Regions from separate parts of the Homo sapiens genome. Here all the other regions are linked to region 3. Evidence: read pairs that join two places in POLR2A ChIA-PET (ENCODE). Cell type or tissue: CD4-positive, alpha-beta T cell. All regions are shown on one strand. Links, peaks and the distances in the headings refer to the core of each region. The heading gives the core; the rest is flanking DNA.

The links. Peaks named below come from ENCODE experiments on the same cell type or tissue, not always from the same donor. Only the 100,000 strongest peaks of a DNase experiment are listed, where the experiment ranks them.
Region 1: POLR2A ChIA-PET joins it to region 3 with 5 read pairs; 3 of 35 experiments call an interaction of 5 or more read pairs at or near these places.
Region 2: POLR2A ChIA-PET joins it to region 3 with 5 read pairs; 3 of 35 experiments call an interaction of 5 or more read pairs at or near these places.

Annotation. Positions count from the first base shown.
Region 1 is chr2:218,621,624-218,629,681 of GRCh38, reverse strand. It overlaps PLCD4 (phospholipase C delta 4), which reads right to left. Exons shown (of 16, transcript NM_032726.4): 6 at 6,804-7,035; 7 at 1,452-1,653; 8 at 19-163. It also overlaps the pseudogene TRQ-CTG16-1. Among named protein-coding and RNA genes, the nearest start is that of PLCD4, 18 kb to the right of the region's middle. In CD4-positive, alpha-beta T cell, for the core only: no CTCF peak of the experiment used is centred there; no DNase peak of the experiment used is centred there.
Region 2 is chr2:218,897,493-218,905,550 of GRCh38, reverse strand. It overlaps LINC01494 (long intergenic non-protein coding RNA 1494), which reads left to right. Exons shown (of 5, transcript NR_110238.1): 5 at 4,380-4,737. Among named protein-coding and RNA genes, the nearest start is that of WNT10A, 21 kb to the right of the region's middle. RefSeq lists a silencer at 7,809-7,928. In CD4-positive, alpha-beta T cell, for the core only: no CTCF peak of the experiment used is centred there; no DNase peak of the experiment used is centred there; H3K27me3 peaks cover 1,042 bases.
Region 3 is chr2:218,312,847-218,320,904 of GRCh38, reverse strand. The region is part of intron 2 of PNKD (PNKD metallo-beta-lactamase domain containing); the gene reads right to left. The region is part of intron 1 of LOC105373881 (a long non-coding RNA gene); the gene reads left to right. It overlaps LOC105373880 (a long non-coding RNA gene), which reads right to left and starts at 4,155. Exons shown (of 2, transcript XR_923909.3): 1 at 4,022-4,155; 2 at 688-2,950. In CD4-positive, alpha-beta T cell, for the core only: no CTCF peak of the experiment used is centred there; DNase peaks (open chromatin) are centred at 2,874, 4,144 and 4,794; H3K4me3 peaks cover 626 bases; H3K27ac peaks cover 1,812 bases.

The DNA.
Region 1 (8,058 bases), core at 1,810-6,809, 310 kb before region 3:
CCATCCTGGGGCTACTACCTGGAAGGCATACTGTGCTACTGTGGCCACGACATCTTTGAACAGGATGCGGGAGGTCAGGGTGTGTCCGTGGTAAACGACAGGTTCCCCGCTAGGTCCATCCCATACATCCACCTCCACGCAGCGGCACCCCCGCTTCAGGGCCCTGAAAGAACCCCATCCCCACCGAGAAATAGGAGAGGTCAATATCTGATCTTCTACCTAGGGACTCTCCCCACTCTGGAGAGAACAGTGCTCACCAGCACTTACCCATCCAGACCCCTTCAAGCTACATCTGCATAGAGCCTTCTCCATCCATGGGGACACTGCTGCAAGCTCACGCTGATCTCTACCCATACTTCAGCCCACCCGACTCACAGTCCTTCCATAGCAATCCATCACACATTGCCTCATGATGCATCTGGTGTTCTGGTTTTACTTATTTATTTATATTTACTTTTATTTTTTTGAGACAGGGTCTAAATCTGTCACCCAGGCTAGAGTGCAGTGGTGTGAACATGGCTCACTGCAGCCTTGACCTCTCAGGCTTAAGCGATCCTCCCACCTCAGCCTCCCGAGTAGCTGGTACTAAAAGCACACATCACCATGCCTGGCTAATTTTTGCATTTTTTGTGGAGACGGGCTCTCACTATGTTGCCCAGCCTGGTCTCGAACTCTTGGGCTCAAGCGATCTCCCTGCCTCGGCCTCCCAAAGTGCTGGAATTACAGGCATAAGCCATTGTGTCCAGTGGTGTTCTGGCTTTATATCCCTATACAACATCCTGGTTATTCAAACTGTCAGTAAATTTACACCTTAATTCCTCAGCTAGACTTCCTAAGGTGGAAACTATATGTTCCACTCATCTTTGTATCCCTTGAAGCTACTAGTTCAGTTGCTGGTAATAGAAAGATATCTTGACTATTCAATCTAATCCATGATTAGTCACAATAAAATCAGAACTGCTTATTAGCTATTGACATATGAATTATCTCTTCACAACAACCCAGACAGAATAGGCACTGTTACCATCCCTGTTTCACAGATGGGGAGACTGAGGTATAGAAGTTAAATACTTAGCCCCAGAGTACCAAGTGAAGGAGCTAGGATATAATTTCAGATGGTCTGACTCCAGAACCTATATTTTTAACTCCTATTCTCTATTGCCTTCCATTTAACAATCTGTTTATTAATTTGTTAAATATAAATCTGTCAGGGCCTCTGAGTTCCAGGAGAGTTTCATAGCTTGTGAAAGAGAAGTTCCATTGACCCATAGGGTTTCATTACCATTCTCCCACCAGTCTTCAATATCTCCTCCAAGTGTCTCTGGTATCCAGGGCTCCTCAGCCCCTAAACCCCCACAACACTGTCCCAATCTGTTAGACACTGACAGCTCCCCTCACTTTTCTACATGGTCCCTCTCATGAGTTGGACCCCTTCTCTACCACCACTGCACCGTATATATCCCTCGACGCTGCTCTGGCCACAAAGCTGGTCCCCCACTAGGTAGGTGTTATGAGAAGAGCAGATGAAGTAGTGGTTCAGGGGTTGAGTCATATCCTGATAGATGGGGAGGCAGGCTGGGTTGAAGATGTCTCCATCCTTAGAGCAGAGGTAGCTGAGGAAGCCATCCATACTCAGCACATGCCGCAGTTTGCCTGGAGTGTGGACAGGGGAACACTAGGTGAGAAGCTCTGAATGGGAGCATCCCAGCACACCTACAGTCCATCCTTCCTCCCACTCCATCCAGAGCCCTGCCTTTCAGATGGCACCCATTCCCAGCCTTTAGATCCCAAACTTGCCCCACCTAGTGTGTATCATTTCAATCATTCCCACCCTCAAAGAATGTTAAAAGGAATCATTAAGATCATTCAAGGCTGGGCGCGGTGCCTCACGCCTGTAATCCCAGTACTTTGGGAGGCTGAGACGGGCAGATCACGAGGTCAGGAGATCGAGACCACCCTGTCTAACACGGTGAAACCCCATCTCTACTAAAAATACAAAAAATTAGCCGGGCACGGTGGTGGGCGCCTGTAGTCCCAGCTACTCGGGAGGCTGAGGCAGGAGAATGGCGTGAACCCGGGAGGCAGAGCTTGCAGTGAGCCCAGATCGCGCCACTGCACTCCAGCCTGGGGGACAGAGTGAGACTCCGTCTCAAAAAAAAAAGTTCATTTGAGTCCAGTGCTATCCAATAGAACTTCCTATGATGAGATAAATGTCTTTTTTTTTTTAACTTTTTTTTGGTCTTTTTTTATGCTATAGTACTAAAGAGAAAAACGTTTTATTCTGCAGTGTCATATATAGTAGCCTCTAGCCACATGTGGCTACTGAGCACTTGAAATGTGGCTTGTGTAACTGAAGAACTAAGTTTTAAATTTTATTAGATTTTAGTTAATTTAATTTAATTTATTTATTTATTTATTTTTGAGACAGAGTCTCACTCCGTCTCCCAGGCTGGAGTGCAGTGGCAGGATCTCTGCTCACTGCAAGCTCCGCCTCCTGGTTTCACGCCATTCTCCTGCCTCAGGCTCCCGAGTAGCTGGGACTACAGGCGCCCCCCACTACACCCGGCTCTTTTTTTTTTTCTTTGTATTTTTAGTAGAGACAGGGTTTCACCGTGTTAGCCAGGATGGTCTCCATCTCCTGACCTCGTGATCCGCCTGCCTTGGCCTCCCAAAGTGCAGGGATTACAGGCGTGAGCCACCGTGCCCGACCTAGTTAATTTAATTTTAAATAGCCAAATGGAGCTCACAGTTACTATAATGGACAACATCCAAAGGGCTAATTTTATAGATGAGGAAACTGAGGCCCAGAGAGAATCAAAGTCAAAGGCTTAGTGACATGGCCAAGTTACCTGTATTTTCTTCCTTGGGCTGTGTACCTGTGACTAACTATGGCCTGAGGGTTTCTTCTTACTGTCCATGTTCCCATATGATGTTTTGAGGATCATTTGTCAACATCTCCTTAGACTACACTCCCATTGAGAAAAGGGCCCTGTTAGTCCTTCCATAGCTCCCTCCAATCTCAGTATGGGCTTTATACAACAACAACAACAATGACTAACAGTTATCAAGCACTCACTCTATGCCCAGGGCATTCCACGCAGCATCTCACTCATGTTCTCAGTAACGTGATGAAGTAGATGTAATATAATCTGCCATGAGAGGTTAGGTAACTTGCTCCAGGTCTCATAATCAGTAACTGTAGAAGCTGGGATTTGAACCCAGGCCGCCAGGTGTCAGAGCCATGCCCTGCACCACTGGGCTGTGCAGTCTCACTGAGAATAATGTTGCTACAAGGAGGCTCGCCTGGAAGGTGGAACAACATGACTCTCATGGCCAGCTTCCTTGCTCCAGGTTTCACAAGGCCTGGAGATTGTGAAGAAGGACAGGAAGTTGGGCAGGAAGTTTCCTTTTTTTTTTTTTTTTGGGAGACAGAGTCTCACTCTGTCACCCAGGCTGGATACAGTGGCACAATCACAACTCACTGCAGCCTTGCCCTCCAGGCTCAAGCAATCCTCTCACCTCAGCCTCTCAAGTAGCTGGGACTACAGGAATGTGCCACCAAGCCTGGTTATTTTTTTTATTTTTTTATTTTTAGAGATGGGGTCTCACTGTGTTGCCCAGGCTGGTCTTGAACTCCTGAACTCAAGCAGTCCTCCTGCCTCACCCTCCCATATTATAGGCATGAGCTACCATACCTGGTGGAAGTTTCATTCTTTTTGTTTGTTTGTTGGTTGGTTGGTTTGTTTTTGAGATGGAGTCTCGCTCTGTCACCCAGATTGGAGTGCTGTGGTTCGATTTCCACTCACTGCAACCTCCGCCTCCCGGGTTCAATCGATTCTCCTGCCTCAGGCACCCAAGTAGCTCAAATTACAGGTGCCCGCCACCATACCCAGCTAATTTTTATATTTTTAGTAGAGAAGGGGTTTCACCATGTTGGCCAGGCTGGTCTCGAACTCCTGAACTTAAGTGATCCGCCTGCCTTGGCCTCCCAAAGTGCTGGGATTACAGGCATGAGCCATTGTGCCCGGCCAGAAAGTTTCATTCTTGACAGTAATAAATCACTCAGGTAAATTTGCAGTTGCCAGATACTTTTCATGTGCATTATTTCATTTTATCAATTATTTTACAAATGAGGAAACTGAGTTAGTTAGGTTAAGTGACTTGCTCACAGTTATCAGTTAATAAGAAACACAGTGGAGACCTGAGCCCAGGTTTTTTGACTGATACTACTCTCTGTAGCCAGATAAAGTATCTGATTGTCAAGTTCAAGGGAAGGAAACACCAAGAGGGGTCGGGGTCGAAACAAATGTAACTGATGTTTACTGGATTCTGCACAGGTAACAAAAGATCCTATTTCTTTTTTCTTTCTTTTTTTTTTGTTTGAAACAGAGTCTTGGACTGATGTTTACTGGATCCTGCACAGGTAACAAAAGATCCTATTTCTCTTTTCTTTCTTGCTTTTTTTTTTTGAAACAGAGTCTTGGACTGATGTTTACTGGATTCTGCACAGGTAACAAAAGATCCTATTTCTTTTTTCTTTCTTTCTTTCTTTTTTTTTTTTTTTTTTGAAACAGAGTCTTGGTCTGTCGCCCAGGCTGGAGTGCAGTGGTGCAATCTCAGCTCACTGCTGCAACCTCTGCCTCCCAGGTTCAAGCAATTCTCCTGTCTCAGCCTCCCGAGTAACTGGGATTACAGGCTCCTGCCACCATACCCGGCTAATTTTTTGTGTTTTTAGTGGAGATGGGGTTTCACCACGTAGGCCAGGCTGTTCTCAAACTCCTGACCTCAGGTGATCCTCCTGCCTCGGCCTCCCAAAGTGCTGGGATTCCAAGCATGAGCCACAGCGCCCGGCCTAGAGATTCTATCTCTTAAACTTTTAACTCTCTTCGATTTCATTTTCTGAAATGATTGCTTTACAACCTCCATTCTTTTTTTTCTTTTCTTTTCTTTTTTTTTTTTTTTGAGACAGAGTCTCACCATGTCACCCAGGCTGGAGTGCAGTGGTGTGATCTCGGCTTACTACAGCCTCCACCTCCCGAGTTCAAGCGATTCTTATGCCTCAGCCTCCTTAAGTAGCTGGAATTACAAGCGTGCACCACCATGCCTGGCTAATTTTTATATTTTTAGTAGAGACAGAGTTTTACCATGTTGGCCAGGTTGGTCTCGAACTCCTGGCCTCAGGTTATCTGCCCGGTCTCCCAAAGTGCTGGGATTACAGGCGTGAGCCACTGCACTCAGCCTACAACCTCTACTCTATTCTGAACACCCAAACAAATCTGAAATAACAGATTGTAATGTTTTCTGTTTGACTCTAAGTTTCATGAGGGCAGTGTCCTTGTCTGATCTAGGCACTAATGTATGTCTGGTGCCTAGCATAGGTCCTGACACATTATAGGAACTCAATAAGCATTCATTGAAGTAGTGAATAAATGAATGAATGAAAGGGAGTAAGAGTTTAGACCCAGAATACCTTGATCACTTGTCCAGCTCTCATTCATCCCATCTCTTATCCTCATTCTCAAGAGAGGCACCAACTAAGAGTCAGATGACCTGGGTTTGAATCTCAGTTCCTCTCTCATTAGCTGTTGACTTTGAGCAAGTCATTGAATCTTTCTAAACCTCAGTTTTCCTCTTTTATACAACTGACTTAATAACAGGACCCATTTCAACAGGTCATTGTATTAGAAAAGGTACGTAGATGCCAGGCACAGTGGCTCATGCCTGTAATCCCAGCACTTTGGGAGGTTGAGGCGGGTGGATCACCTGAGGTCGGGAGTTCGAGACCAGCCTGACCAACATGGTGAAACCCCATCCTCTACTAAAAATACAAAATTAGCCGGGCGTGGTGGCGCATGCCTGTAATCCCAGCTACTCGGGAGGCTAAGGCAGGAGAATTGCTTGAACCCGGGAGGCAGAGGTTGTGGTGGGCCGAGATCGTGCCATTGCACTCCAGTCTGGGCAATAAGAGCAAAACTCTGTCTCAAAAAAACAAAAAAATAGAAAAAGGAAAAGGTACATAGAGATATTAGAGCATTATGGGATATGTAGTAAAGGGCCAATAAAGATTACTGTTGATTTGCAAAGTTGTACTGAGGACTAAATGAAATGAGGAACGTGAAAGTTCCTTGTAAAGTATTTATTATTAATGTAAATTTCTCACACTCCGAAGGGAATGGAGGGCAGGAAATGAGTCTACTGAAGAGGCAAGAGGAAGAAACTTTGAAGAACAAGAGCGTATATTTCAGCTGCACTCCTTAAAAGCTAAATAACTGGCCTCCTTATTCCCCCAGCCAGGGGCTAACTGGCTTTCTGGTTCAGGGGCTTAGAGACTCAAGAGAGCCACTTGAATTGAAGACAACTCAGGAAAGGGCAGCGAGCCAGCATTTAAAGGAATAGCAAACAGGAACCATGGAAGAAGAACCAGAGGAAAAGGAATCATTTGCACTAGAGAAGAGGCCAAAGAAAGAGGATCAAGGGTTTTCCGTTTCCAGCGAGGGCAAAGCTGGTATCAGAAAGAACTTCCTGAAAGTAAAGGAAACATGAGCATAATGGAGGAATGAGGAGCCATGGAATCTTCTTCCTCCTGAGAGGTCTAGCACCTCAGAGGAAACCCCTGTCTTGTCTGAACAGGAAATGCCTGCCCTCCTTTGGGAGGAGTGGTTAAATGAGATGATTGGGCAGGGGTCAGGATAGGGATAGACTCAACCTTCTCTCAGGCAGATGGCTGCTTGTCTCTGGACCTTGTAATCATGTCCCTCTCTCCAACCCCTATGTCTGGTGCCTCTCCACCTGATTTCTCTTACCACTGTCTGAAGGTTCATAGCGGTCAATGAGTTCCAGAGCAAGCTCAGAGGTGCAGTCTCTCTCCTTCTGCTCCTCTTGGAGGAAATCCAAAAATTCCAGCAGAGTCAGCTTCTGCCCATCAGCTGAAAAACTTTCAAACAGTTCCTGCACCTCAGCACGTTTAGTCAATGCCTTATAGAACTGTACGAATTCTTCTCCTTCCAGGGTTCCAGACTGGGACGTGTCTGCTGCCTGCAAGAGAGGTTTAGGGGAGAGTGAATGAAACTTTTAATGGGAAATGTTATCTTTTTAATTAAAAAAATTTTTTTTTAAATTTTTCTGGGTACATAGTAGGTGTATATATTTATACAGTAAATTAGATGTTTTGATATAGGCATGCAATGTGAAATAAGCACATCATGGAGAATGGGAAATGTTATGACCTTGACTTGCACTGTAAAAGCAATTTTACAGACAGATAGATCCAAACATGCTTCCATAAAACTCCCACGGAACTCCTAAACATTTAGTGTTCATAGAATAAATCACTTCAGTAAGAAGCAAAATTTTAGCCATACCATTTGCTACTAGAGAAAATTTTCAACTAGAAAGAATTAAATCTCCCAAAGGCCCCTAAAATGTCAGAAGATCCCTCCTCCTATTTACTCACATTCCAGCTGGGGTTTTCCATTGTTCTAGGCACCTGTGAAATTCTGGCCATGGACAGAGAGGTCCTTGAGGTCCAACATAATAACATATTGTTATTTACCTTTCATAGAATCATGACTTTTCTTTTTCTTTTTTTTTTTTTTTTTTTTTGAGACAGAGTCTCGCTCTGTCACCCAGGCTGGAGTGCAGTGGCATGATCTCGGCTCACTGCAAGCACTGCCTCCCGGGTTCACACCATTCTCCTGCCTCAGCCTACCTAGTAGCTGGGACTACAGGCACCCGCAACCACACCCGGCTAATTTTTTGTAGTTTTAGTAGAGACGGGGGTTTCACTGTGTTAACCAGGATGGACCCGATCTCCTGACTTCGTGATCCACCTGCCTCAGCCTCCCAGAGTGCTGGGATTACAGGCATGAGCCACTGCGCCCGGCCGAATTATGACTTTTCAACAAGACTGAAAGGCAAGAATCATCCCCTATACTTCCCATTGAGCCTAGGGCATTGAGCCTAGCACTTAGGGCACATAGCAGAGATTTAACAATTGAGTGTTGTGGACTGGGGTCAGAGGACTTCTGGCCAAATGAAAATGTGGCCTGGTTGGCCGCT
Region 2 (8,058 bases), core at 1,810-6,809, 580 kb before region 3:
ATGTGCCACTATGTCTGGCTAATTTTTTGTATTTTTAGTAGAGATGGGGTTTCGCCATGTTGGCCAGGATGGTCTTGAACTCCTGGCCTCAAGTTATCCGCCTGCCTCGGCCTCCCAAAGTGCTGAGATTACAGGTGTGAACCACTGAGCCCAGCCCCAAGATGACTTTTTAAAGTCACATGTCTGGCACCTCATCTGAATTGGCTGGAACTGAAGGGGCCTGCCCAGGCATTACTCTCTCTATACAGCCTTCCCATGTGGCTTGTTTCGGGTTCCTCATAGCATGGTAGTCTCTGGGTAGACAGACCTCATACACGGTGATTGGCTTGCCCCAGAGTGAACATTCCGAGCGACTGAGGCAAAAACTGCAAAGCTTCCTATTCCCTCTCTTCAGCAGTCATGCAGCTTCGCTTCCACAGCACACTCAGTGAAAAGGAAGCATGGACTGGCCCTTTCAAGGGGAGGGGACAATACACAGGTGTGAAGCATGATTCAAGGCGGACCACCTTTGGGGCCCAGCTATTACAGGGGCTGAGGCAGGAAAGGACTGCTCAGGGAACTGCACACAGTCATGCTTCAGTGGAACATGGTGTGGAAGTGAGAAAAAACTGGAGATGATCGTTTGTGGCATATGGTGGAGGGCTTCAATGCTCAGGAACCTGCATATGGATACACACTGGAGTCTTTAGCTGCCCAGCATCTGAGCCCCCTTCATATGTTGGTGGAGCCTCCCTAATGTGAGTCTTAGTGAGAAGTCAGATACTTGCTCACCTGGCCCCTAGCAGGAAGATCACAGCCAAATCAATGCTCCCAGTCAGGACTCTAAATCTTCAACAAGTGACCCAAGGAGGAAGAGGACTGTTTATAATTCATCCCAGAGGTGGCAGCAGCAAGTGCTCAGGGTGGTGGTAGCCATGTGGGAAGCAGCCCCCAAGCCCCTTAATCAGGCTGCACTTGGGACAGGATTTAGCTAAAGTTCTAGCTGCCTAGCTTCTCTTGGCTCCTGCTTGCTTCCTGAGCCTGATTCTTGAGGCTTCCTGTCAATTCTTTGAGTTCCCTGATGTCATCCCAGTAAATTCCTCTTCTACTAAGTGAACCAGAGTCTGTTTCTGTTGTTTGCAATTAAGAACCCAAATTGGTACAAAGATCCATTGAGAGCTTTAGTCAGAGGAAATGACATGATCAGAGCACTTCGTGGGAGAGAAAAACAGAACAATAGGATAGGGATGGATTGAAGAGGAAGAAAGAGGAATGACAGAGGCTAGTTGGAAGGTCGTTGTGATGTTTGAGGTGTGTGGTGAACTAGGATATTGACCATGTGAATGAAGTGGAAGAATAAGCAGATCTTGGCCACTGATTGAATATAGAAAGGAGAAGAGAAGGTGAGAGTCCAAGTTTACACCAGTTTTGAGGTTCAGTGACTAAGAAAATGATGATGTGACAAAGAGAAACAAGCAAGTTAAGGAGAACTGGTTTGGAGGGGAAAGTCATTCATTCACTTATTCAACAAATATTAAATGCCTGGTCTATGCCAAGCACTGTGCTAGGCATTGAGAAAAGAACAGTAAACAAAACAAAGTCTCAGCCCTTAGCAAATACATACATAAGATAATGAATCTGCATTAATAAAGCTTGAGCCGGGCATGGTGGCTCACGCCTGTAATCCCAGCACTTTGGGAGGCTGAGGTAGGTGGATCACTTGGGGTCAGAAGTTCAAGACCAGCCTGGCCAACATAGTGAAACCCCATCTCTACTAAAAATACAAAAAATGAGCTGGGCGTGGTGGCAGGCCACCTGTAATCCCAGCCACTCAGGAGGCTGATGCAGGAGAATTGCTTGAACCTGGGAGGCAGAGGAGTCAGAGGTTGCTGTGAGCTGAGATGGCGCCATTGCACTCCAGCCTGGGTGACAGAGCAGGACTCTGTCTCAAAAATAAAATAAAATAAAATAAAGCTTGAGTGGGTGGTATCACAGGCATACATTAAAACATGTCTAGCTGGCAGCTGGAACTTCAAGAAAGATCACAGGAGACCAGGTGTGGTGGCTCACACCTGTAATCCCAGCACTTTGGGAGGCCAAGATGGGTGGATCACCTGAGGTCAGGAATTCAAGACCTGCCTGGCCAACATGGCGAAACCCTGTCTCTACTAAAATACAAAAATTAGCCCGGCATGGTGGTGCACACCTGTAATACCAGCTACTCAGGAGGCTAAGGCAGGAGAATTGCTTGAACCCAGGAGGCAGAGGTTGCAGTAAGCTGAAATCACACCACTGCATTCCAGCTTGGGTGACAGAGCGAGACTCTGTCTCAAAAGAAAAAAAAAGAAAGATCATAGGAAGGAAGTTTGGGCCTGAAGACAGAAGTTAGTAGTGATTTCTGTAGACATTTATTTATTTATTCATTCATTCACTTATATTTATTGAGTTCCTACTATGTACTTAATACCATTCTTGGCATTAGAAATACAGCAAAAAACAACAGAGTCTCAGTTCTCGTAGAGTTTCCATTATAGAGTGTGGAAGCAGAGCATAAAGAAATACACAAATATGGTCAAATATGTGATCTATACTATGAAGAAAAATAAAGCAAGGTAAAGGTAAGAGGAAGTTTGCTATGTTATACAGGATGTTCTGCCAAGGCTCCTCTTTTCTATGTTTATTTTGTGTGGGTTTTTTTTTCTTTTTTGAGACAGGGTCTTGCCCTGTCAATCAGGCTGGAGTACAGTGGCTTGATCATAGCTCAATGTAGACTTGAACTCCTGGGATCAAGTGATCCTCCCGCCTCAGTCTTTCAAAGCACTGGGATTCCAGGCATGAGGCACCATACAAGGCCCCTCTCATAAGGAGATATTTCAGTGAGGTCCTGAATGAAGGAAGACAACATTCATGCGGTTATCTGGAGGAAACCGATTTCAGGCAGAGGGAGGAGGTGCAAAGGCCCTGAGGCAAGACAGTGTTTGGATTGCTCAAGGAATTTGCAGGAGGCCAGTGTGGCTAAAGTAAAGTGGATGAGAGAGAGTTGGAGGAGAAAATGAGGTGAAAGAGGTAGCAGGGAGCCAATCCTATCACGCCTTGTAAGTCATGGTGACCTGTAAGTCTCAGCTCACTGCAACCTCCCCCTCCCGGGTTCAAGAGATTCTCCTGCCTCAGCCTCCCGAGTAGCTGGGACTACAGGTGCACATCACCACGCCCGGCTAATTTGTACTTAGTACTTTGGCTCTTGTCCTGTGTAAGATAGAAAGACTTTAGAGACTTTTGAGCAGAGGAGGCACATCACATGACTGACACTTTAGAAGGATCACTTGGGCTGCTGGGTATAGAATAGACTGGGGTTGTGTAATGGCAGAATCAAGGGGAGCAACTAGGAGACAGTTGTAGTCAATTAAGCCAAGAGATGATGATAGCGTGGACCATGAAGGAATGATGGAGGAAGTGACATGTGATCAGACTTTAAATAGAAACTGATGGGGAACTAACACGATCTGCCAATGGGTTTGATGACTCTAGGATTTTTTTTAACGGGGATAGCTGGAAAAGCATTTGCCATTTACTGAATAGAGAGGATTAAGAAGTACATCTAAAGCTCCAAGAATGGCCAGGCGCAGTGGCTCACGTCTGTAATCCCAGCGCTTTGGGAGGCCAAGGCAAGTGGATCACTAGAGCTCAGGAGTTCAAGACCAGCCTGGGCAGCATAGTGAAACACCCGTCTCTATAAAAAATACAAAAATTAGCCAGGGGTGATGGTGCACACCTGTAGTCTCAGCTACTTGGGGGACTAAGGCAGGAGAATTTCTTGAACCCAGGAAGTCAAGGGTGCAGTGAGCTGTGTTTGCAATAAATGCACTCCAGGCTGGGCAAAAAGTGAGACCCTGTCTTAAAATAAATAAATAAATAAATAAAGCTCCAAGAATAGTGAAACTGTTTCCAGCCTTCCTGCCTGCCTGCTGGTCTTTCTTTTTGAATAATTTCACTCAAAAGCCATAACATAGAGCCAAGCAAGACAAGGCACCCATGCAGGGGCAGAGGGGACATTGGGCTGGCATAGGTTATGAGAGCCCAAGATGGAACAAGACAGTGTCTGCAAGAGGAGTGGAGGGAGCAGCAGCAGTGACAATGAACCAGTTACTTACAAAGGATTAATCCAATAAGAAGAAAGAGAGAAGTTACAAAAATCGAAAAGGAGAAAACAAAAATAAGCCCTGTGGTGTTTGATTGGAATCAAAGGTGAACTCATTGTTTTTTACATGGAAAGATCAATAGATAGATGATAGATAGATAGATAGATAGATAGATAGATAGATAGATAGATAGATAGATGGATAGATACATAGATACATAGTAGACATAAATGTGTGTATAATAATACATATATTTCCTAGGACTGTCCACTGAGAGGTCTGGAAACAATGACACTCCAGGAACAATGACACTCCAGAAACAATGACACTCCAGGAACAATGACACTCCAGAAACAATGACACTCCAGGAACAATGAGCACATCTAGCACCCAGATCTTGGCTTCTACACATCATTCTCTATTAAAAGAAAGAAGCATCCCTTGGAGCAATGGCTGATTCCAGAGCTGTGGCAGAGAAATTACAAGATAAGCCTGGAACATCTTGCTGTGACAGAAAGTAAGCAAGTGCTCAAAGAATTATGGCAATAGAAACCAGCTTGGCAACTGGACAAAATCTGGGAAATTGAGCATCAAAATAAATAATGAGGTAATGAGGAAAACACTCAACATCTGTAATATTGCTGTCAAAGTTGCATAACCTACATCTAATCATGAGGAAACAACACATAAGCCAAAATTAAGGGCCATTCTACAATAGCACTGTACTATGCTTCTAAATTGTCCTGGTCATGAAAGCAAAGGAAAGGCTTAGGAATCATCTCAGACAGAAGGAGACTGGAAAGACGTGGCAACTAAATGCAATGAATAATCCTAGACTGGATCCTTTGGTTATAAAGGACAGCATTGGGCCAATTGATGAAAGTCCAGTAAGGTCTGGGGGTTATATTGAACTAATGTATCAATGTTCATTTCCTGATTGTGAGCATTGTGTTAGATTATGAAGGAGGATGTCCTCATTTGTAGGAAATATATATTAAAATATTAGGGAGTCACCGGGCTCGGTGGCTCACGCTTGTAATCCCAGCACTTTGGGAGGCCGAAGTGGGTGGATCACGAGGTCAGGAGATCGAGACCATCCTGGCTAACACGGTGAAACCCCGTCTCTACTAAAAACATTAAAAAAAATTAGCTGGGCGTGGTGGCGGGTGCCTGTAGTCCCGGCTACTCAGGAGGTTGAGGCAGGAGAATGGCGTGAACCCGGGAGGTGGAGCTTGCAGTGAGCCGAGATCGCACCACTGCACTCTAGCCTGGGAGACAGAGAGAGACTCCGTCTCAAATAAAATAAAATAAAATAAAAATAATAAAATAAAATAAAATAATATAAAATAAAATAAAATATTAGGGAGTAATGAGGCATCATGGAGGCAACTTACTCATAAGTGGTTCAGGAAAGGGGGAAATTCTTTGTATATCATTGTAACTTTTCTATACCGTTGAAATTATTTCAAAAGAAAAAGACAAGGAAGGAGTGAATGAAATCCCTGAGGCAGTGGAGAATGAGAGGAGGTTGAGGCAGTGCAATATCAACCACTGACACCAAAGGGTTCCATATGTGTAAGGAGAGGGCAGCTAATAATGTGTAATATTGCAAAAAGACAGAAGAGAATTTTTAAAAAGGTATTAAACTATTTACAAATTTTCTACATTATTAATCATGGCAGCATCTTCATACATGTGCAATGCAATGGAAAATAAACCCATTATTCATTCACAGACAATACTGAATGTGCATATGGATTTGGCTTCCGCATGGAAGCAATTAACAACTTCTTGACTTCCCTGGGCCCTGGGATTCAGAGATTGGAAACCTGTTCTCACTACAAACCATTACAGTTTTAAAAAGAAAATCACAATGACATAATTATATTAGCTCTTGTCAGGAGGCCAGGTCCCCCAATTCCTAGTTTTAAACGGGATCTTTTAAAAAATTTAGTGTATTCTGGCCAGGGGCAGTGGCTCAGTCTCTGTAACCCCAACACTTTGGGAATTGGAGGCGGGAGGATAACTTGAGCCCAGGAGTTCAGAGACCAGCTTAAAATACAAAGCGAGACTCCGCCTCTAAAAGAAAAAAAAAGACGGTCGTGGTGGCATGCGCCTGTAGTCCTGTAGTCCCAACTACTCGGGAGGCTGAGGTGGGAGAATCGCTTGAGCTCTGGATGTCGAGGCTGCAGCAAGCCTTGATTGCACCACTGCACTCCAGCCTGGGCGGCAGGGCGAGACCCTGTCCCAAACAAAATTACATAAATTGAGTTAAATAAAATTTAGTGCAATCTAATGATATAATTTGATGCTCACATTTTGGGAGAAAATAATCTGTATATAGAATTATTAATGTGCCCAAGTAACACACGTTCCTTATAGACAAATGGAAAATGCAGATAGAGAACAAATTTTAAGCCACCTATACACCCACCATCCAAAAATAATTTGTTAGCATTTTGATGTCTATTTGAGACTTCTAAAATGCAAATCGCATGTATAATTTTTTGCCGTTAAAGAGGGACCCTGCCTTGTGCTATTTTGTGTCTTGCATCTTCTCCTCCACCCCCCATCCATTTAGAGCAAACACGGTCTCAGGAACTAAATATATTTCAAACGCCTCATTTTTAAGGACGCGGCGAGGAATTCCATTGAGCAAATGGGCGGTGACTTATGTAATCATGTTCCTATTTAAGGACTTTTACGTTGGGCGCGGAGAGATAGTGCCGCAGAACCTGCGGGACGAAGCTGAGACAACTGGAAAAATGGGAGGTTGGTGGACAGCTAGCTAGGTCGCTGAGCTGGGTTTTAAGCACACAGGGACGGAGGAAAGAGGGCCAGCAAGGCCGCGGCCGGCGGAAAGCAATGGGCCCGTGAAGTCGGATTTGGGCGCCGTGCGAGGCAGAGGGCGGGTGGTTCCCAAGTCAAAGGGCAGCGGATGAGTTGAACCCGAGACCCACCCAATTAACTGGGGCTACGCGCCCCAAGGCCCGAAAGCTGATGCGCCGCCGCCTCTCACCAACAGAGGGCGCTGTGTCCTCAGCAGTTCGCGGTGGGCGGCTCCCAGCTGCTGGCCAGATGTAGACAGCTGGACCGCGGGAGGCGCGAAGCCCTACCCGAGCCCCTGCAGACCCGCAGGCGGAGGAGGGATGGGCGAAGAAGGGACGGCAGGGGGCAAGGGTGGTGGCAGAGCACTCCACTGTCGCTGCTCTGCAGACTCCCGGATTGCCTTCCCCTGTAGGGCAGAAGAGGGGCGCCTCCCACCCAGGCGGGACGTTTTCTGATACCCACCAAAGTGCAGTCTGGGCTGCCCGCGGCCCTAGGCTGCCTCAGCATGACCGAGAGGGGTCCACAGGGCGGGGCGCAGGGCCAGGAGAGACCCACGCGGCAGTCTGCAGCCGGAAAGAGAGCTGGACTTTAAGGCCTTGAACTTGTGGAGAATCCAGCCCTTAACTCCAGATGTTCTAACATCCACACATACACACAGACCGTTTCTGAGCTCTTTCTGCTCTGGGTGCGGTGTGCAGTGGAGGAGTGAGAAACTGAGGCACAGCAGGATGGAGTACTGAGCAGACCCCTTCTCCCCATATTGTTTGGGGCGGAGAAGCTGCGCTAGAATCAGAAGCTCCAGTGAAGGACCCCGGGGCCAGGGACAACCCCAGGGACCCTGCCCCCTTGACCTGCCCGCTGTCCCCACCCCTGGCCGCTCCCCAGGCTCCGGTAGGGGTAATCAGCTGCTGCGTGCTGCTGCAATTGGCGGCGCAGACCCGGCCTGGCGGAGGACGGGCGGGCGGCGCAGGGGCGGGCGAGGGGCTTAATTGCAGGGCTTTGGCCAGCAGTCTGGGCTGCAACTCCACTGGGGGGAAGGGAGCGGGCCCCTTAGCTCTTCAGGCCCGGCTTTGGAGGAAGCCAAAGGCCTTTGGGTAGGTAGCCGGGGATC
Region 3 (8,058 bases), core at 1,965-6,964:
AAGTGGGCTTTAGTTTCACTTCCTCTGCCATAAGAATTTTCTATCCCATCCAGGCTGATGCCTTATTATTACCCCTCTCCTGTACTTTATACCCTAGAATACTTAACTACTTAGGTATTGTCTCAAGCTATCATATTGTTTCACACCCCCATGCCTTTGCACATACTGTGCCTTCTGCGTGGAGTGCCATTTATTCTTTGTTCCCCAAAGACTCAAATTGGGTGTGATCTCTCCAAGAAAGCTCTTCTTGAACCCTCCCAGCAGGATCCTTCATGGGCTTAAGCATGTCCCCTTTTGTGCCAACTCTGGGTCTTATTCATACTTTTTTTTAAAAATAGAGACAGGGTCTCACTCTGTCACTCAGGCTGGAGTGCAGTGGCACAATCATAGCTCACTGCAGCCTCAAACTCCAGGGTTCAAGCAATCCTCCCGCTTCAGCCTCCTCGGTAGTTGGGACTCCAGGCATGAGCCACAGGCACTGGCCTGCATATTTTCAAATAGCTAGAAGAGCAGACTTTGAATGTTCCCAGCACAAAGAAATGATCAATGTTTGAGGTGATGGATATGCTAATTACCTTGATTTGATCATTACGCCTTGTATACATGTATCAAACTATCACACTGTGCCCCATAAATATGTACAATTATTGTGTGTCAATTAAAAATAGTAATAAAAGCAAAAAAGAGTAGGGCCAAGGATTTAATTTATTCATCTTCAACTCTCCAGTGTCTGGCATAGTGCCAGGTACATATTACATACTCACAAACGTTCTTTGAAATGTCAGACTCCTAACCGTATCCCACAAAGCCCCTGCTCAATAGGGCCCAGCCTGTCTCTTCAACCTCCTCAGATGCCTTTCCCTTGTCACCACGGACCAGCCACACTTCCTCAAATGTGCCACGCTCATTCCCACCTCAGGGCCTTTGCCTATGCTCTCTCCCCTTGGAACATTCCTTCCCCAGTTCTCTGAATTGGAGGCAGCTTCTTAGCTGTTGGGTGTCAGCTCAAACGCCAACCCCTCCATGTGGAAATAACCTGTATCTTGAGCTGAGTGCTGGCTACATGGCATATGCCAGTGGCTTTCAACAGTGGCGATTTCGCCTCCCAGAAGATATATGGCAATGTCTGGGGACATTTTTGATGGTCACAACTGTGTGGGGAGGAATGTTACTGACATTTAGTGGGTAGAGGCCAGGTATGCTGCTAAACATCCTATAATACACAAGACGGGGCCGAGCGCGATGGCTCACGCCTGTAATCCCAGTACTTTGGGAGGCTGAGGTGGGCAGATCACGAGGTCAGGAGTTTGAGACCAGCCTGACCAATACAGTGAAACCCTGTCTCTACTAAAGATACAAAAATCAGCCAGGTATGGTGGTGTGTGCCTGTAATCCCAGCTACTCAGGAGGCTGAGGCAGGAGAACTGCTTGAACCTAAGAGGCGGAGGTTGCAGTGAGCCGAGATCATGCCAGGGCACTCCAGCCTGGGCGATAAAGCAATACTCCATCTCAAAAAAAAAAAAAAAAAAAAAAGACAAACAAGAAAGACAGTCCCCAGGACAAATGGCCCCAATGTCTGCAGTACAGAGGTTGAGAGTCTGACATACGCAAATTGAAAAACTCACCAAGTTGTACATTAAAGATTTGTGCATGGCCAGGTGCAGTGGTTCACGCCTGTAATCCCAACACTTTGGGAGGCTGATGAGGGCGGATCACAAGGTCAGGAGTTCGAGACCAGCCTGGCCAACATAGTGAAACCCCGTCTCTACTAAAAATACAAAAGTTAGCCGGGTATGGTGGCACAAGCCTCTTGTCTCAGCTACTCGGGAGGCTGAGGCAGGAGAGTCACTTGAACCCAGGAGGCGGAGGTTACAGTGAACCGAGATCATACCATTGCACTCCAGCCTGGGCGACAGAGCAAGACTCTGTCTCAAAAAAAAAAAAAAAAAAAAAAGAAAAAAAAAAAGAAAAGATTTGTGCACTTTACTATATGTAAAGTATACATCAAATTAAAGAAAAAATGTTACTCCCTCTATGAGGCCTTTGCTCACCACCTCCTCACTCTCTACTCTATTACTAATATTACTGTGCTTACGTCCTTCACTTTCATAGCACTTTTCACAATGTGATGTTATTTTGTGGATCTTTTCTGTCACTCCCACTGGAATGTTAGCCCCATGAAGTCAGGGAGGGACCTGTGTTGGCACCACTGTATTCCCAGTGGTGTGAATAATACCTGGCCCAGAGCAGGTGTTCAGTTAAGTATCTGCTGAATGAATGAGTGAATGACAGAAACAAGGCATGAATGAATGACAATTTATGTTTTGCCACCAAGCACTGTGACTGTCCAGAGACTGGAGCCCTCTTGCTCTGACTAGTGGGCTCAGTGCCCACAGGAGAGCTGTACAGAAGCCAAACCCCACTCAGAAGGGTGGATCATGGAAGGGAGTCAGAACAAGCCTGGTGGCGGCAGGCGCTTCATAATATCAGAGGAAGCTGCAGGAGAACCATGGCTAAAGAACCCATGCACTCCAGGGCTTTGGCCGTGACTTCTCCCCTGAGCAGCTTGAGGCGCACTGCCAAGGCTAAAGTTTGCCTCTGCCACTCTCTTAGGAGAGACACCTTCATAACCCGAGTCGGGTGCCTGGCGATCATGCAGGTCTGGCCTGTGATGTGGGTTCCTGGGTTGGGGTGGGGGTTCTTGTGTCTCCTCCTTGTTCCACCTGTCATCCCAGGCTGCCTGTCCCTGGTGTCTGAATCTTGCCTTCCCTACTGGCCTGAGAGGTTCCCTTAGAATGGAGAGCCTGCCTCCATCTTTGCACCGTGGCTCACGCTTGATGACTGGTGCTTGGTTGGCATTCAGGAAATCACTGGTGGTGATGATGATGATGATGACAGTGACGATGGTGATGATGACGAAACAATCATGAAGGAGCTGAGATGGTTGGAGCTGTTTAAATGTTAGAGAAAAGAGACATCTTGTCAGACCTGGGTGGAGAAATTAGTTCAGTTTAGAAAAGTGAACCCAGTGCAGAAGTGGTGACTGGGATAATCTGGCCTCTGCTTAGCCCAGTCCATCCCCTCATCTGTTATCCCCAACCAAAGCTCACTTTCCCTCGTGGACCATTTTCTCATGAACTCCTGTCCGAGCCATTTTGCTGTACCCTGCAGAACCCTGGTTTGGTCTGAAACAAATCCTTCCCCAACGTCCTCTGCCTTCTCACAGAGCTCCCAGCCTGTCTGGACTGAATATGATCCCTGTCTTCTATTCCCTACCTTCTCTCTCACTGCCCTGCCTTCTGCAGTGGAAGCCTTTAGTCTCCTACATTGTCTCCAGGTTGGAAAGGAATGCACTAGCAATAGTCCAGGCCAAGGCCATTGCTCTTCCTGACTCATGTACAAACTTCTTTCCACCCCTCCTCATCAGTCCCATACACTGATCAGCCCAGACTCTCTAAGGATTTCAACACCTGTTTTTAGTCTTCCTGCCTGATTCCTGCCATCAGGTAATTCCAACAAGCATGGCTCATTCAACATCATAGCACAGCAGTTTTCAAGTGTTAGGGAGCCTAGGAACCACTCAGGGAGCTTGTAAAAATACGGAATTCTGGTCCGTCCCCCAGAGATTCAAACTTAGTAGGTTTGGCTGGGGCCCAAGAGTGTGCATTTCGCATAGGTGGTTCTGAACTCTGCCTTGACCTCAGTTCCTGACTTCAATTCCAATGCCTTCGACATAATTCAGCAGCTTGCTCACATGGCCACACCCTAGATTCACCTGGAACTTCTCTGCCTCTGAGAACCTAAATTCCAATGTCCTTTTCCCTGATCCCCTCCCATCCCCAGTACACATGGACCTCCAGTTCCAGCTCCTCAGGCAGTTTGTTTTCTTCCAGCCCTTCAGCCCCTCTTGCACCTATATTTGAACTTAGGCTCAATCCCTTGAACTACTTACCACCTGTTAGCTTCCTGATCCCCTGACCCCCTTGACCTCCAGCCTTAACCTACCAACCTTCAGACCTACCTGAACCAACCTGACAGTCTCCTACCTCACGGGCAGGGCTGAAGAAAACTGCTGTGTCATATGACTCAGGGCTGCGATGGTTCAGGCCATCCCAAGTCCCTGATACCAGTGCTTGGCAGTTCCGTTTTGCTGAGGCCCCATCTCATCTGCAGTTGTTATTCCAAACCTCAAGCCCCAACGTCATTTCCTTTACTTTCAACAAATATCCTTCTTAGAGAAAACAATTTCTGTGACTACCTACCCCTCTACATATTTTGCAATTTTCCTCAGCCTAAGAGCAAATTCCAGCATCTCCCTGCCTTAAAAACTTCCTGGCCGGGCACAGTGGCTCACGCCTGTAATCCCAGCACTTTGGGAGGCCAAGGCAGGCGGATTGCCTGAGCTCAGGAGTTCGAAACCAGCCTGGGCAACAAGGTGAAACCCTGTCTCTACTAAAAATACAAAAAATTAGCTGGATATGGTGGCGGGTGCCTGTAATCCCAGCTACTTGGGAAGCTGAGGCAGGATAATCACTTGAACCTGGGAGGTGGAGGTTGCAGTGAGCTGAGATCGTGCCACTGCACTCCAGCCTGGGTGACAGAGTGAGACTCTGTCTCAAAAAAAAAAAAAAAAAAAGAAAGAAAGAAAAAAATCTTCCCTTGACCTTGTGCCATTTTCTAGACTCCATTCTGCCTTTATCTCAACACAATCTAGTTTCCTGAAAGGCTGTCTCCAAAGGTGTGGTAGATGGCATTTCAGTTTCCAGTTATTCATCTCTCACTGTAAACATACCGTTCACCCTGTGACTGTGCATCACTTCAATGGAGGCGAGGTATATTTTCCCACGCCACTGATGTTGCTGGTCTAAGGGAGATGAAAGGCACATGGAGCCACCTGGATCCCACTCACAGCTTGGAAGTCAACCCAGCCCAGCAGAGCCCAAGCTAGATCAGCTAAAGCTCAGCCTGCCCACAGATGCATGAGCAAGATACATGCTTATGATTGTAGGCTTCTGAGTTTTGAACTGGCTTCTTATGCAGCATTACTGCAATAATAGTTAACAGTGACAGAGGGAAACAGAATATTAATGATGCTGGAAAGACATGATGGATGAGTGACTAGCTATTTACAAAAGAGCAATTTAGACTCGTGCCTCACAGAATCCACCAAAATAAATTCTACCCGAATTAAAGGGTTAAGGATATAAAATTAAACCACAGAAAATTAGAAGAAAATGAAAGACATGTTCAATCTGGATAGCAGAGGATTTTCTAAAGCTAAAAATAACAAATGCGTCATTCTAATTTTCCTTAATAGGCGTATGTTATTCTTAAAGGCATTTATTATTCCTATTATTCCTTAAAGGCATACATTATTCAGAAAAAAGCAACAGAAGATCTAACAAGGGAAATAATTACTGTTTTAGTTACTTTAAAATTTAAATCCTTGGCCGGGCGCCATGGCTCATGCCTGGAATCCCAGCACTTTGGGAGGCCGAGGCGGGTGGAGGCCGAGGTGGGTGGATGACGAGGTCAAAGAGATTGAGACCATCCTGGCCAACATGGTGAAACCCCGTCTCTACTAAAAATACAAAAATTAGCTGGGCGTGGTGGCGCGTGCCTGTAGTCCCAGCTACTTGGGAGGCTGGGGCAGGAGAATAGCTTGAACCTGGGAGGCAGAGGTCACAGTGAGCTGAGATCACGCCACTGCACTCCAGCCTGGTGACACAGCAAGACTGTCTCAAAAAAGAAAGAAAGAAGAAAGAAAGAAAGAAAGAAAGAAAGGAAGGAAGGAAGGAAGGAAGGAAGGAGAGAGAGAGAGAGAAAGAAAGGAAGGAAGGAAGGAAGAAAGAAAGAAAGAAAGAAAAAGAAAGAAAGAAAGAAAGAAAGAAAAAGAAAGAAAGAAAGAAAACCTCAGGCGGGCATAGTGGCTCATGCCTGGCATCCCAGCACTTCGGGAGACTGAAGCAGGTGGATCACTTGAGGCCAGGAGTTCAAGGCCAGCCTGTCCAAAGTGGTGAAACCAAGTCTCTGCTAAAAATACAAAAATTAGCAGGGCATGGTGGCAGGCGTCTGTAATCCTAGCTACTTGGGCACTGAGGCACAAGAAATCGCTTGAACCCAGGAGGTGGAGGTTCCAGTAAGCCGAGATCGCCCCATTGCACTCCAGCCTGGGCGACAGAGTGAGACTCTCTCAAAAAGAAAAAAAAAAACGAACTTAAATATACTTGATCTTAGCCAAAAGGCCAAGGAGTGATTACAGACCTTAAATAAATGTGAAAACACAATGACCTCAATTAATAAATTAATAAATGGCTAATAAATATGAAAAAATGTGAAAACTCAAAAGAATCAAGAAAATCCAAGTATAGCCAGGCATGGTGGCTAACTTGCACCCAAAGTACAAGTAATCCCAGCACTTTGGGAGGCCAAGGTGGGAGGATCGCTTGAGCCCAGGAGTTCCAGACCAGCCTGGGCAACAGAGGGAGACCTCATCTCTACAAAAAATTTAAAAAATCAGCCAGGCTTGGTGGTACACGCCTGTGCTTCCAGCTGCTCAGGAGGCTGAGGTAGGAGGATCTCTTGGGCCTGGGAGGTAAAGGCTGCAGTAAACTGTGATCATGTCACTGCACTCCAGCCTGGGAGACAGAGACTCTGTCTCAAAAAAAAAAAAAAAAAAAAAGCCAGGGCGCGGTGGCTCACGCCTGTAATCCCAGCAATTTGGGAGGCAGAGGCAGGCAGATCACCTGAGGCTGGGAGTTTGAGACCAGCCTGACCAACATGGAGAAACCCTGTCTCTACTAAAAATACAAAAAATTAGCCGGGTGTGGTGGCACATGCCTGTAATCCCAGCAACTCAGGAGGCTGAGGTAGAAGAATCGCTTGAACCTGGGAGGCGGAGGTTGTGGTGAGCTGAGATTGCGCCACTGCACTCCAGCCTCAAGAGCGAAACTCCAGCAACAAGAGTGAAACTCCGTCTCAAAAAAAAAAAAAAAAAAAAAGAAATAAAGAAAATGCAGTTAAACAACGAGATTTGATTTTCACTTAACCAAAATGCCAATATTAAAAACAAGAATAAAATCCTGAAGTTCTAAGAATATGGGAAGTTGAGTATTCATACATGGTTTGTAGGGACATCAAATTTGTATAATTTTCTGGAAAGCAATTACCAATATGCATCAAGGCCTTAAAAATGTTCATATCTGTTTACTTAGTAATTCTGTTTTAGGGATCAGCCCAAAAGATAAACTCTGAAATATATTAAAAATTTGAAGGCCCAGGGTTACTGGTAATGATGAAACTCTACAAACAACCTAGAGATCTTGCAACAAAAGTTAGGTTCTGTGGAACTCAGTGTTCCTTTTAAATGGTATTTAAATTAGAAATCAATGCAGTACGTGATCCTGAATTGGATCCTGGACTAGAAAAAAAGACACTGGGGAACAACTGTCAACATCAATAAAGACTATAGGTAGGTTATTAGAATTGTATCAAGGCTGGGCTCAGTGGCTCATGCCTGTACTCCCAGTACTTTGGGAGGCTGAGGCAGGTGGATCACCTGAGGTCAGGAGTTCCAGACCAGCCTGACCAATATGGTGAAACCAGATCTCTACTAAAAATACAAAAATTAGCCGGGCATGATGGTGTACACCTGTAGTCCCAGCTACTCAGGAGGCTGAGACAGGAGGATTGCTTGAACCTGGGAGATGGAGGCTGCAGTGAGCCAAGATCACGCCACTGCACTCCAGCCTGCAACCTGGGCGACAGAGTGAGACTGTCTCCAAAAAAAAAAAAATTGTATAAAGATTAATTTCCTGGTAGTTAAATAATATGTGAACATTTTTATCAAGGTTAATTTCCTGGTAGTTAATATTTGGGGAAGCTAGGGCCAGGTATGAGATCTCCTTATACATTTTCACAAATATTTTGTAAATCTGTAATTACCTAAAAAAAAAAAAGTTAAAAAAATAGAACACATACGAAGAGAATAATGCTCATACATTGATAGAGGGTTTTTTTGTTTGTTTTTTTTAAGGTGGAGTCTCACTCTGTCACCCG